Linked DNA regions of Homo sapiens: region 2 is linked to region 1. Evidence: read pairs that join two places in POLR2A ChIA-PET (ENCODE). Cell type or tissue: Panc1. All regions are shown on one strand. Each heading gives the region's core, and the rest is flanking DNA. Links, peaks and the distances in the headings are about the cores only. Region 1 has its middle 120 kb from the start of LINC02563. Region 2 has its middle 38 kb from the start of AXIN2.

The links. Peaks named below come from ENCODE experiments on the same cell type or tissue, not always from the same donor. Only the 100,000 strongest peaks of a DNase experiment are listed, where the experiment ranks them.
Region 2: POLR2A ChIA-PET joins it to region 1 with 11 read pairs; 5 of 35 experiments call an interaction of 5 or more read pairs at or near these places.

Annotation. Positions count from the first base shown.
Region 1 is chr17:65,332,334-65,337,713 of GRCh38, reverse strand. No RefSeq gene overlaps it. Among named protein-coding and RNA genes, the nearest start is that of LINC02563, 120 kb to the left of the region's middle. In Panc1, for the core only: no CTCF peak of the experiment used is centred there; a DNase peak (open chromatin) is centred at 3,156.
Region 2 is chr17:65,520,951-65,526,330 of GRCh38, reverse strand. No RefSeq gene overlaps it. Among named protein-coding and RNA genes, the nearest start is that of AXIN2, 38 kb to the left of the region's middle. RefSeq lists an enhancer at 2,017-2,517. In Panc1, for the core only: no CTCF peak of the experiment used is centred there; no DNase peak of the experiment used is centred there.

The DNA of each region.
Region 1 (5,380 bases), core at 167-5,166:
AGGCAATCATGATCAGCTTTCTGTCACCATAAATTAGTTTGCATTTTCTACAATTTTAGACACATAAGATAATTTAGTACTCTTTTTTGTTTGAATTTTCACTCCGCATAATGTAGGTATGTTGTAATGTGTATCAATGGTCCATTTCTTTTTATTGTTGAGTAGTATTCCACTCATTATGAGTTATGAGAACTACATAAATGTAGTTCAAGGACATTTATGTTGTTTTCAGCTTTGGGCTATTACAAATAAAGTTGCTTGGCATTTTGGGCTGGATGATTAAAAAAACAAATAAATTAAAATTAAAATTAAAAAAACAAATAAAGTTGCTGTAGACATTCATGCAAAAGCCATGCAGAACATATGGTGCCATTTCTTTTCAATAAATACCTAGGAGTAAAATGGTAGGATGACATGGTAGCTAAGTATTTAATTTTTTTAAAAAATGGAAGCCAAGCATGGTGGCTCATGCCTGTGATCCCAACACTTTGGGAGGCCAAGATGGGAGGATCGCTTGACTCCAGGAGTTTGAGATCAGCCTGGGCAACGTAATGAGACCCCATCTCTATTTAAAAAATTTTTTTTAAATAGCTGGGCATGGTGACACACACCTGTAGTCCCAGCTACTCAGGAGGCTGAGGTGGGAGGATCAATTGAGCCCAGAGGGTCAAGGCTGCAGGAAGCCTTTGTCTGCCACTGCATTCCAGCCTGGGTGACAGAGTGAGACACGCAAGGAAAGAAAGAAAAGAGAAAAGAAAAGAACGAAAGAGAGAGAGAGAAAGAGAGAAGAAAGGAAGGAAGGAGGGAGGGAAGGAAGGAAGGAAGGAAGGAAGGAAGGAAGGAAGGAAGGAAGGAAAGAAGGAAGGAAGGAAGGGCAAACTACTTTCCAAGGTACCATAGTGTGACATTTTACATTTTACACTTCCATCAGAAGTATATGAGAGTTACAGTTCCTCCACATCCTTGCCAATACTTGACATGGTCAGACATTTCCAATTTTAAACATTCCAATAGGTATGTTGTTGTATCTCTCTCTGCTTTTAATTTAAATTAATTGATGTTGAGGATCTTTTTATGTGCTTATTTGCCATCCATATATCCTCTTTGATAAAGCTTCTTTTCAAATCTTTTGACTATTTTTAATTAGGTTTTTTGTTTTTGTTTTCTTATTATTGAATTTTGAGCATTCTTTGCCTATTCTAGACATAAGTCTTTTATTAGATATATGCTTTACAAATATTTTATTTTAGTCTGTAGTTTGTCTTTTCATTCTCTTAAGTCTTTTTTAAAGAGCAGAAGTTTTAAATTTTGATGAAGTCCAATTTAATAATTTGTTCTTGTATGAATTATGATTTTGGTGTCATTTCTAAGAAACTTTTGCCTAACCCTCAGGTCACAAAAGTTCAGTTCCATTCAGACACTTTATAGTTTTAGGTATTAGCATTTAGGTCAATGATCCATTTAAAGTTAATTTGTTTTCACATGATATAAAGTATGGCTCAACATTTCTTTATTCATTTTTGATGTCCAAAGTTCACTTTTATTGATGACCAACTTTATTTCTTTTTATTGTCCATTTTTATTCATGTTCAATATTTTCCAGTATGTCCAATTCATTTTATCGATACTCAATTGTTCCAGCACCATATGTTGAGAAGACTCTTCTCTCTCCACTGAAGTGTGTTTACACTTTTGTTAAAAGTCAGTTGTTTAGATTCCAGGTATGCATGGGTCTATTTATGGACTCTCTATTCTGTTCTGTAGATCTGTTTGTCTTTATACCAATATCACACTGTCTTGATTACTGTAGCTTTACAGTAAGTTTTGAGGATGAGCTGTGAGTCCTGTGGGAGGCTGTGTGTATCTGTGAAGAAGAAATTCAAGTGCTAACTTAGAGAGGTGCCAAATGAGGCACTCTAACTAATGTAAGAAACATCACAGGGCCATGGTTAAGTGAGAGCTAGTAGGATCCTTACAATGTACAATTATTTCACTCCATTATTAACTAAGTGTTTACTACATTTTAGATTCTATGCTAGGCACTGGGGATAAAGTGAGTGTATAAAATCAGACAATACCCTTCTTCTCATTGTGTTTATACTTTAGGAAGAAAAAGAGGGGCTAATCAAATAATCCCACTAAAATGTGTAACTACAACCTAAAATAAATGTTGTAAAGGAAATGAATAGGCTTTTAGGATGGAAATAATACTTCCTTGTGAAAGTAATTGTTCACCTAATTCATGAATGGGAGTTTACTAGGAGAAGGAGGGGAAGGTAAGAGGATACTGTATCACAGACTGCTAGCTATACCTCAATACTTGGTATACCTATTGTTTCCTCGATGGTACTAGAGGATTTTTAACATATTTCAGTTTGAACTAAACTTTTGACACATTTTCAACAAATTTTAGTTGTGTATATGGTTGTTCAGAATGAAAACGATATTTCCCAGCCTCCTTTGAGGGAAGTGAGGCCATGTGATTAAATTCTGACAAATAGGATATAGGTGGAAGTCTGCGTGCAACTTCCGGGAAATGTCTTTATAAGGAGCCGACGTGCCTTTTGCCTTAACTTTTCAACTGTCTGCTAGCTGAACGTAGACATGATTGCCCAAACTGAGTAGCTATATTAGCCACAAGGTAGAAACTATGTGTTGAGAATAGTACAACAACAAGATAGAAGGAGCTTAGGTCCTTGATTGTTTTGAAACTGGTAGATCAGCTTTAGACTACCTATCTGGAGAGAAATTAACTCCTATATCATTTTACACACTGGTTGTTTTTTTTCTTTAAAGATTTTTCTCTCTATGCAGCTGAATTTAATCCTAACTATGCTAACTAAGTAATTTAATATTAACTAATTCCGTGCCCCAACTATGAGCACAAAGTCCCAATGGTGAGAAGGAATGAGATACACACAGGGAATGGAGGGATCAGTACAGCTGAAGTGCAGAGCCTAGCCCTTTCCTCTCTCATTTCATGGGCAAAGCAATCAGAGCCAGAGAAATAATTAACTTAGCTCCGACTGGAGTCATGGGGGCTGCTATCCAACCATAGCAGTCATTATTCAGAGCCTTTACAGTGTCTCCCACAGCGCTATACGCCTGACAGTTATTTGCTCCTTGAGTCCTCCCAGCAACATTGAGACATCATGTGCCACTTAACAATGATGACACATTATGAGAAATGCATCGTTAGGTGATTTCCTCATTATGTAAGCATCATAGAGTACTCTCACACAAATGTAGATGGTATAGCCTACCACACACCGAAGCTATATGGTATAGCGTATGGCTCCTAAGTTATAAATCTGTGTAACATGAGACTGTATGGAATACTGTAGGCAACAGTAACACAATGGTAAGTATTTGTATATCTAAACATCCAAAAGGTACAACAAAAATACAGTATGAAAGATTAAAAATGGTACACTTGGATAGGACATTTACCATGAGTGGAGCTGGCAGGACCGAAAGTTGCTCTGGGTGTCAGTGAGTGGTGAGTGAATGTGAGGGCCTAGGAGGTTACTGTACATGACTGTAGACTTATAAACACTGTACTCTTAGGCGACACTAAATATTTAAAAATTTCTTTCTTCAGTAATAAATTGACCTTAGCTTACTGTAGCTTGTGTTTAGCAGGTCTGAGAAGGAAAGAGACAATCTGAAGGATGATTATTCCTCATTTTATTATTGGTGAATCCAACCCCGAAGAGTAGCAATAGACAAAGGTAGCCTTTTTTTGATTTTGTTTTCTGGATTTTTTTCTTAAAATTAGTTGTAATGCTATGCATTTGAGGCCACCATGCTGCCAGCCTCCTGGACCTAAGGGATACATGTTTGGGATATAGATGTGAAGTGGGTAGGGAGGTTTGGGTACAAATTAAAATAATGCATTTCTGTGCATAATATACACAGAAGTAGGAAGACAGCACGAACACTTAACCATGAGCAGTGGCTTGCCCCTGCTTGCAGCTTTGCCTAGCATGGGAAAATGCTGGGATGTCAGAATGACCTGAACTCTCTGGGACATGCTGCTCTGAACATCAAGCAAAGCCAGGCAGGCTCAAGCATCTAGCCACTGAAGATTATTCCGGGTGGGGTAGAAATCTATCATCTAGGCAAGCAGCGTATCTTCTTTCTAGAATTATTTGCTCACTCACCTATGTACAATGTGGGAGCATGGATACCATATCAGACACTCTGTAGGCACTGAGGACATAAAACAAATAAGAAGAGTCTCAATAGGGCTTTGGGGAAGACAGACAGGTAAATGACATCATCACCATGCAGGGTGGTGAGAGTCATGAGGGCAACTCAGGGCCCTAAGGGACCTCTTGGAAAAGAAAAGCCTGTAAGATTTGCCAGATTGGGGAACTTCTATCGGATGCCATTGCAACAGCAAGTTTAGAGGCTTGTCTTTAAGGCCTTCTTGCTTGTCACTCCTTCCCCTGCTTGTTCAAGGGGGATGAGAAAGTGTGTGTATTATCATGTGGTCCACTCTTGGCTATCTGTGCCCAGATGAGGGGAGCAGAATTATAACCAGGGAATGTGACCCTCTGATATGGTCTAGCTCTATGTCCCCATCCAAATCTCATCTCAAATCGTAATCACCATTGTGTCAACAACCCACGTGTAGAGGGAGAGACCTGGTGATTGTATCATGGGGGCAGTTTCCCCCATGCTGTTCTCATGAAAATGAGTGAGTTATCATGGTTTTATAAGTGTTGGACAGTTCCTCCTTCACACACTCTCTCACCTGCCACCTTGTAAGATGTGCCTGCTTCCCCATCTGCCACGATTGTAAGTTTCCTGAGGCCTCCCCAGCCATGGGGAACTGTGAGTCAATTAAACCTCTTTGCTTTATAAATTTTCCAGTCTCAGGCATTTCTTTATAGCAGTGTGAAAACAGACTAATACACCCTCCAAATCTGCTGTATTTGACTATGGCAGGTATTTTGGAATTCAGGAAGTCTGATCTGCTCCCCTTACTCCTGCTGTCTACCTTATCTCAGGTGGAGGCTGTAACCTGATACAAAGTTCCTCACACATAACAACAGAAACTCTCTGACTTGGAAAATGGGCTGGAACCAGGGCCACTCTTGCAGTGGGAATGCAGTGGGTGGAGAGAAGTAGCAGGCAGTTATGAAAATGCCTCTGTTGGAAAGAATTTGCTGCAACCACTGTGTCTTTAGGTGACTCAGCTCAAGAGTCACATCCTAGGATTGGCCTGGTTTATGTCATGTGGCCACACATTGGCCTCGATGAGAGAAATAATCTGCCACAAAGAAATGGGGCTGCTTTCCCAAAAGTAGGGGGCAAAGATTATGGACAGCTAAAGCAATCATCACCAGGAGGCTCTGGGCAAGTCACTCCCTTT
Region 2 (5,380 bases), core at 258-5,257, 190 kb before region 1:
CTATATAACTGGAATCCTGCAGTATTTGTCAATCCGTGCCTGGCTTATTTCATTTAGCACAATGTGCTGTAGGTTCATCCGTGTTGTCACAAATGACAGGATTTTACTCTTTTTTTTAAGGCTGAATAGTATTCCATTGTGTATTTATATTACATTTTCTTTATCCACGAATCCATCGATGGACACTTAGGTCATTTCCACATCTTGGCTATTGTGAATAATGCTGCAATAAAAAAGGAAGTGCCAATATCTCTTCAAGACCTTGATCATCTCTATTTTTTTTTTTTTTTGAGATGGAGTCTCACTCTGTCGCCTAGGCTGGAGTGCAATGGACTGCAACCTCCACCTCCTGGGGTCAAGTGATTCTCCTGCCTTAGCCTCCCGAGTAGCTGGGATTACAGGCGCCCGCCACCATGCCCATCTAATTTTTTGTATTTTTAGTAGAGATGGGGTTTTGCCATGTTGGCCAGGCTGTTCTTGAACTCCTGGCCTCAAGTATTTCACCTGCCTTGGCCTCCCAAAGTGCTGGGATTACAGGCGTGAGCCACCACACCTGGCAAGAACTTGATTTCAATGATTTTTGATAAATACCCAGAAGTGGAATTGCTGAATCATATGGCGGCTCTATTTTAAATGTTTTGAGCAATCTCCGAAGTGTTTTCCACAGTGGTTGCACCACTTTGCATTCCCACCAACAGTATACAAGAGTTCCAATCTCTCCACATCCTCATCAACACTCGTTTTTTTGTGATAATAGCCATCCTAATAGGTATGAGATGATACCTCATCATGATTTTGATTTGCATTTCCCTGATGGTTAGTGACACTGAGCATCTTTTCAAATACATGTTGGCCATTTGTGTGTCTTTGGAGAAATGTCTTTTTTTTTTTTTTTTTTTTTTTTTTTTGAGATGGAGTCTTGCTCAGACACCCAGGCTGGAGTCCACTGGTGTGATCTTGGCTCACTGCAACCACTGTCTCCCAGGTTCAAGCGATTCTCCTGTCTCAGCCTCCTGAGTAGCTGGGATTACAGGCATCTGCCATCATGCCCGGCTAATTTTTGTATTTTAGTAGAGACGGGGTTTCACCATGTTGGCCAGGCTGGTCTTGAACTCCTGACCTCAGGTGATTCCCCCACCTCGGCCTCTCAATCCTGTGCTAGGATTACAGGCATGAGCCACCGCCCCCGGCCGAGAAATGTCTATTAAAGTCTTTAACCCGTTTAAAGATTGGGTTATCCTAGCACTTTGGGGGCCAAAGTTGGGGGATCGCTTGAGCCCAGGAGCTCAAGACCAGACTGGGCAACACAGTGAGACTCCATCTCCAATTAAAAAAAAAAAGATTGGGCTATTAGATTTCTTGTTATTGAATTGTAGGAGCTCTTATATATTTTGGAACTGTATATTTCTGCCTGTTCTAAGAGGGGCCCATTTTTGTGCTTCTCTGTCATATTAACACTTAGGGCCTCCTAATCCCATGTGGATGTGCTTCTGGGAGTTGAGAGCCCTTGAAACTGTTCACAGTATCACCTGCGCATGCCTTCCTCTGAGGCAAGGGTCTATATTTTTTATGTGATTCTTAAAGGGATTTGTGCCTCCAGAGAAAATGCTAAAACCCATGGCTTGGGCTGTCAGCTTCTCTATTCCTTGTCCCCAAATAATTTAAGACCCAACTCTTCCAGAAACCTTTCCCTCCCTCCCCCAGGCTCTTGCTAGTGTGGTCTGAGGACCATGGAGTGGACTCACGTGGGAGCCTGAGAGAGGCAGAGGCTCACCCCATTCCATTGGCTAGACGGGACCTGCGTGTTTCCCGCCTCTCCAGGGGACTCATGTGCACACCAGCGTCCTGTTGCCTTAATCCCCCCCGATCTTCCTGTTTTTCATCTCTAGCTTCAAATCACATAACTTCGCCTTCACTTCCTGGGCTTTTCCCTATGTTGCTGCCTTATTTATCTGATTAATTCTTAACCAGATGATCAGAGGTCAAGAGCAGGCTGTGGGTCGGGCAGACCTGGGTTTGAGTCCACTCGCAGCTGGGCCGCGTAGGGAGCCATGGTTTCCTCGTTTGTTCAATGAGGATAATACGTGAGTCCTCTGTCTAGAGTGGCTGTGATAGTGACATGGGTGAGGGTCTCACCCACTTGTTACCATTTGCTCCTCGTGTGGAATCCACCCTCACAGCCTTCCTGCTGTACCACCTGGGGGCTGCCGTCTGCTCTCTTGCCCAAGGCAGTGGGAGAGTGGGTTTGCAGCTTGCTTTATTTGGAAACAGACTTGCTGCTGGAGGCAGCCTTTGGCCACAAAGCATCTGTAAATTTTTCTTTATCAAGCCCAGGGCCTTACAGTACTTGGAAATTCTCTATGGGCTCGCAGCCAGGATGGCAGTTTGTGTGAAAGAGTCTGAAATGTTGGATTTTGGGGGGAAAATCCCATTTTATTCTCCCCACTCTAGAAAATTTTAGGGTCATCATCATGCTGTCAAAAAGAAGGAAATTGGCAATTACCCCCGAGAAAATATTACAGTCTACTTGAATAATCAGGTAAAGTTGTTTTTGTTTTAGGGTTTAGAAAAATGTTCCTCTCCCTTTTTTTTTTTACCTTTAGTAGATAATGTAGTTGTATAGAAACACCCCAAATTACACAGAAGGATCAAAAGAATGCTTTACGTCCTTCTTAGTGGTTATTATCTCACTTTCTCAACTGTATTTCTTAGAAATCTGATATGAGTAGACTCTACTCCATGATTTGTCTCAGGAAGTGGGTAGTGGTGACTTGGTTTAAAAACAAACACAAACAACCACCACCAGCAAAAAAAAAAAAAAAAAAAAAAAAGCTTTTTTTTTTTTTTTTTTTTTTTGAGAGTTTTGCTCTATCTCCCAGGCTGGAGTGCAGTGGCATGATCATGGCTCATTGCAGCCTCAACCTCCTGGGCTCAAGCGATCCTCCCAACTCACCTCAGCCTCCTGAGTAGCTGGGACTACAGATGCACACCTGGCTAATTTTTGGAGAAAAAAAAGAAAGGCATTTTGATAAATGTTGTCTATTACCAGAATTATCCCAGGGAGCAGGCCGCCTGCTTGGTACAGTCTCTGGGCCCAAACAGGGAGAATCGGTATAGGACCTTAGGTCTGGCAGCTCAGGAGACGTGTGTGTAGGGAGTGTTTTAGAAGGGTCTGCCTCAGGTAGAACCACGGCCCCTGAACAGGGCCTCCTCCACCTCATCCAATGCCTAGTTTTGAAAACAAATCCTCTGTGCTCCCTCCAGGCTGACCTTCTTGTTCCCCTAAACCAGGGGTCCCCAGCCCCTGGGCTGCAGACCTGTACTGGGCTGTGGCCTTTTAGGAACCAGGCTACACAGTAGGAGGTGAGCGGCGGGCTAGGGAGCATGACTGTCTGAGCTCTGCCTCCTGTCAGATCAGCGGTGACATTAGATCGCCACAGGAGTGCAAACTGTGTGTGAACTGCGTATGCGAGGGATCTAGGTTGTGTGCTCCTTATGAGAATCTAATGCTTTGATGATCTGAGGTGGAACAGTTTCATCCCCAAACCATCTCTCCCACGCCGCCCTCGTCCATGGAAAAATTGTCTTCCACGAAACCAGTCCCTGGTGCCAAAAAGGTTGGGGTCCACTGCCCTAAAGTGACCTGCTGCTCAGGAGCTTTGTGTATGCAGCCCCTCTGCTGGGCACGCACCCTCCTTTACCCTTTCCTACGTTTGTCTCCTTTTAGCCTTCAGGTTTTGTCTCGAATGTCAGAGGTCTTCTCTGACTATGGGATCCATGTGTGTGACCGTCTGATCCTCTCCATTGCAGAACTTCCTTCATTCATTTCCCTGCATTCTAATTTGTAACGAAATTGTGATTATTTAATTGCATACTTATTTATCCATGAGACAGGGAGTAAATATATTTTGTTTGTTTGTTTGTTTTTTGAGACGGAGTCTCACTCTGTTGCCCAGGCTGGAGTGCAGTGGCGTGATCTTGGCTCACTGCAAGCTCCACCACCCAGGTTCATGCCATTCTCCTGCCTCAGCCTCCCCAGTAGCTGGGACTACAGGCACCTGCCACCATACCCAGCTAATTTTTTGTATTTTTAGTAGAGACGGGGTTTCATCATGTTAGCCAGGATGGTCTCGATCTCCTGACCTTGTGATCCACCCACCTCAGCCTCCCAAAGTGCTGGGATTACAGGCATGAGCCATTGCGCCCGGCCTCTGTCGACTCTTTAAACAAAATTCAAAGTGCCAGGTTCTCTGTATTAATTTACTTTCTGTTTAAAATACTGTATTCATTTCCTAGGGCTGCTGTAGCAAAGTACCACAAATTGGAAGGCTTAGAACAACAGAAATATATTGTCTCACAGTTCTGGAGGCTGGAAATCTGAGGTCAAGGTATCAACAGGGCCATGGTCCCTCTGAAACCTCGGGGAGAAGAAGCCTTCCTTACTTCTTTCAGCTTCTGGTAGCCCCAAACATTTGTTGGCTTGTGGCAGCACAACTCCAGTCTTCACGTGGCCTTCTCCCTGCATCCCTCCACACAGTTGTCTCTCTGGACATGTCTGTGTCCAAATCAAATCAAATTTCCCTCCTTTTTTTTTTTTTTTTTTTTTTTTGAGATGGAGTTTCTCTCTTTCGCCTAGGCTGGAGTGCAATGGCACGATCTTGGCTCACTGCAACCTCCGCCTCCCGGGTTCAAGTGATTCTCCTGCCTCAGCCTCCCTAGTAGTTGGGATTACAGGTGCCTGCCACCACGCCCAGCTAATTTTTTGTCTTTTTAGTAGGGACAGGGTTTCACCATGTTGACCAGGCTGGTCTCAAACTCCTGACCTCAGGCGATCCACCTGCCTCAGCCTCCCAAAGTGCTGGGATTACAGGTGTGAGCGACTGCACCTGGCTTCTTCTTCTTCTTCCTCTTCCTCTTCTTCTTCTTCTTTTTTTTTTTTTTAGACAGAGTTTCACTCTTGTTGCCCAGGCTGGAGAGCAATGGTGCTGCCTTGGCTCACTGCAACCTCCGCCTCCTGGGTTCAAGCGATTCTCCTGCCTCAGCCTTCTGAGTAGCTAGGATTATAGGCATGTGCCACCATGCCCAGCTAATATTGTGTTTTTAGTAGAGATGGGATTTCACCACGTTGGCCAGGCTGGTCTCGAACTCGTGACCTCAGGTAATCCACTTGCCACGGCCTCCCAAAGTGCTGGGATTACAGGTGTGAGCCACCAGGCCTGGCCTCATCTTAACTTGATTACATCTGCAAAGACCTTATTTCCAAATCAGGCCACATTCTGAGGTACCGGGAGTTAGGACCTCACCATATCTTTTTGGGTGGACACAATTCAACCCATAACAGTGATCTAGAGTGCTGTCTATCTCTGGACTGATGAAATTA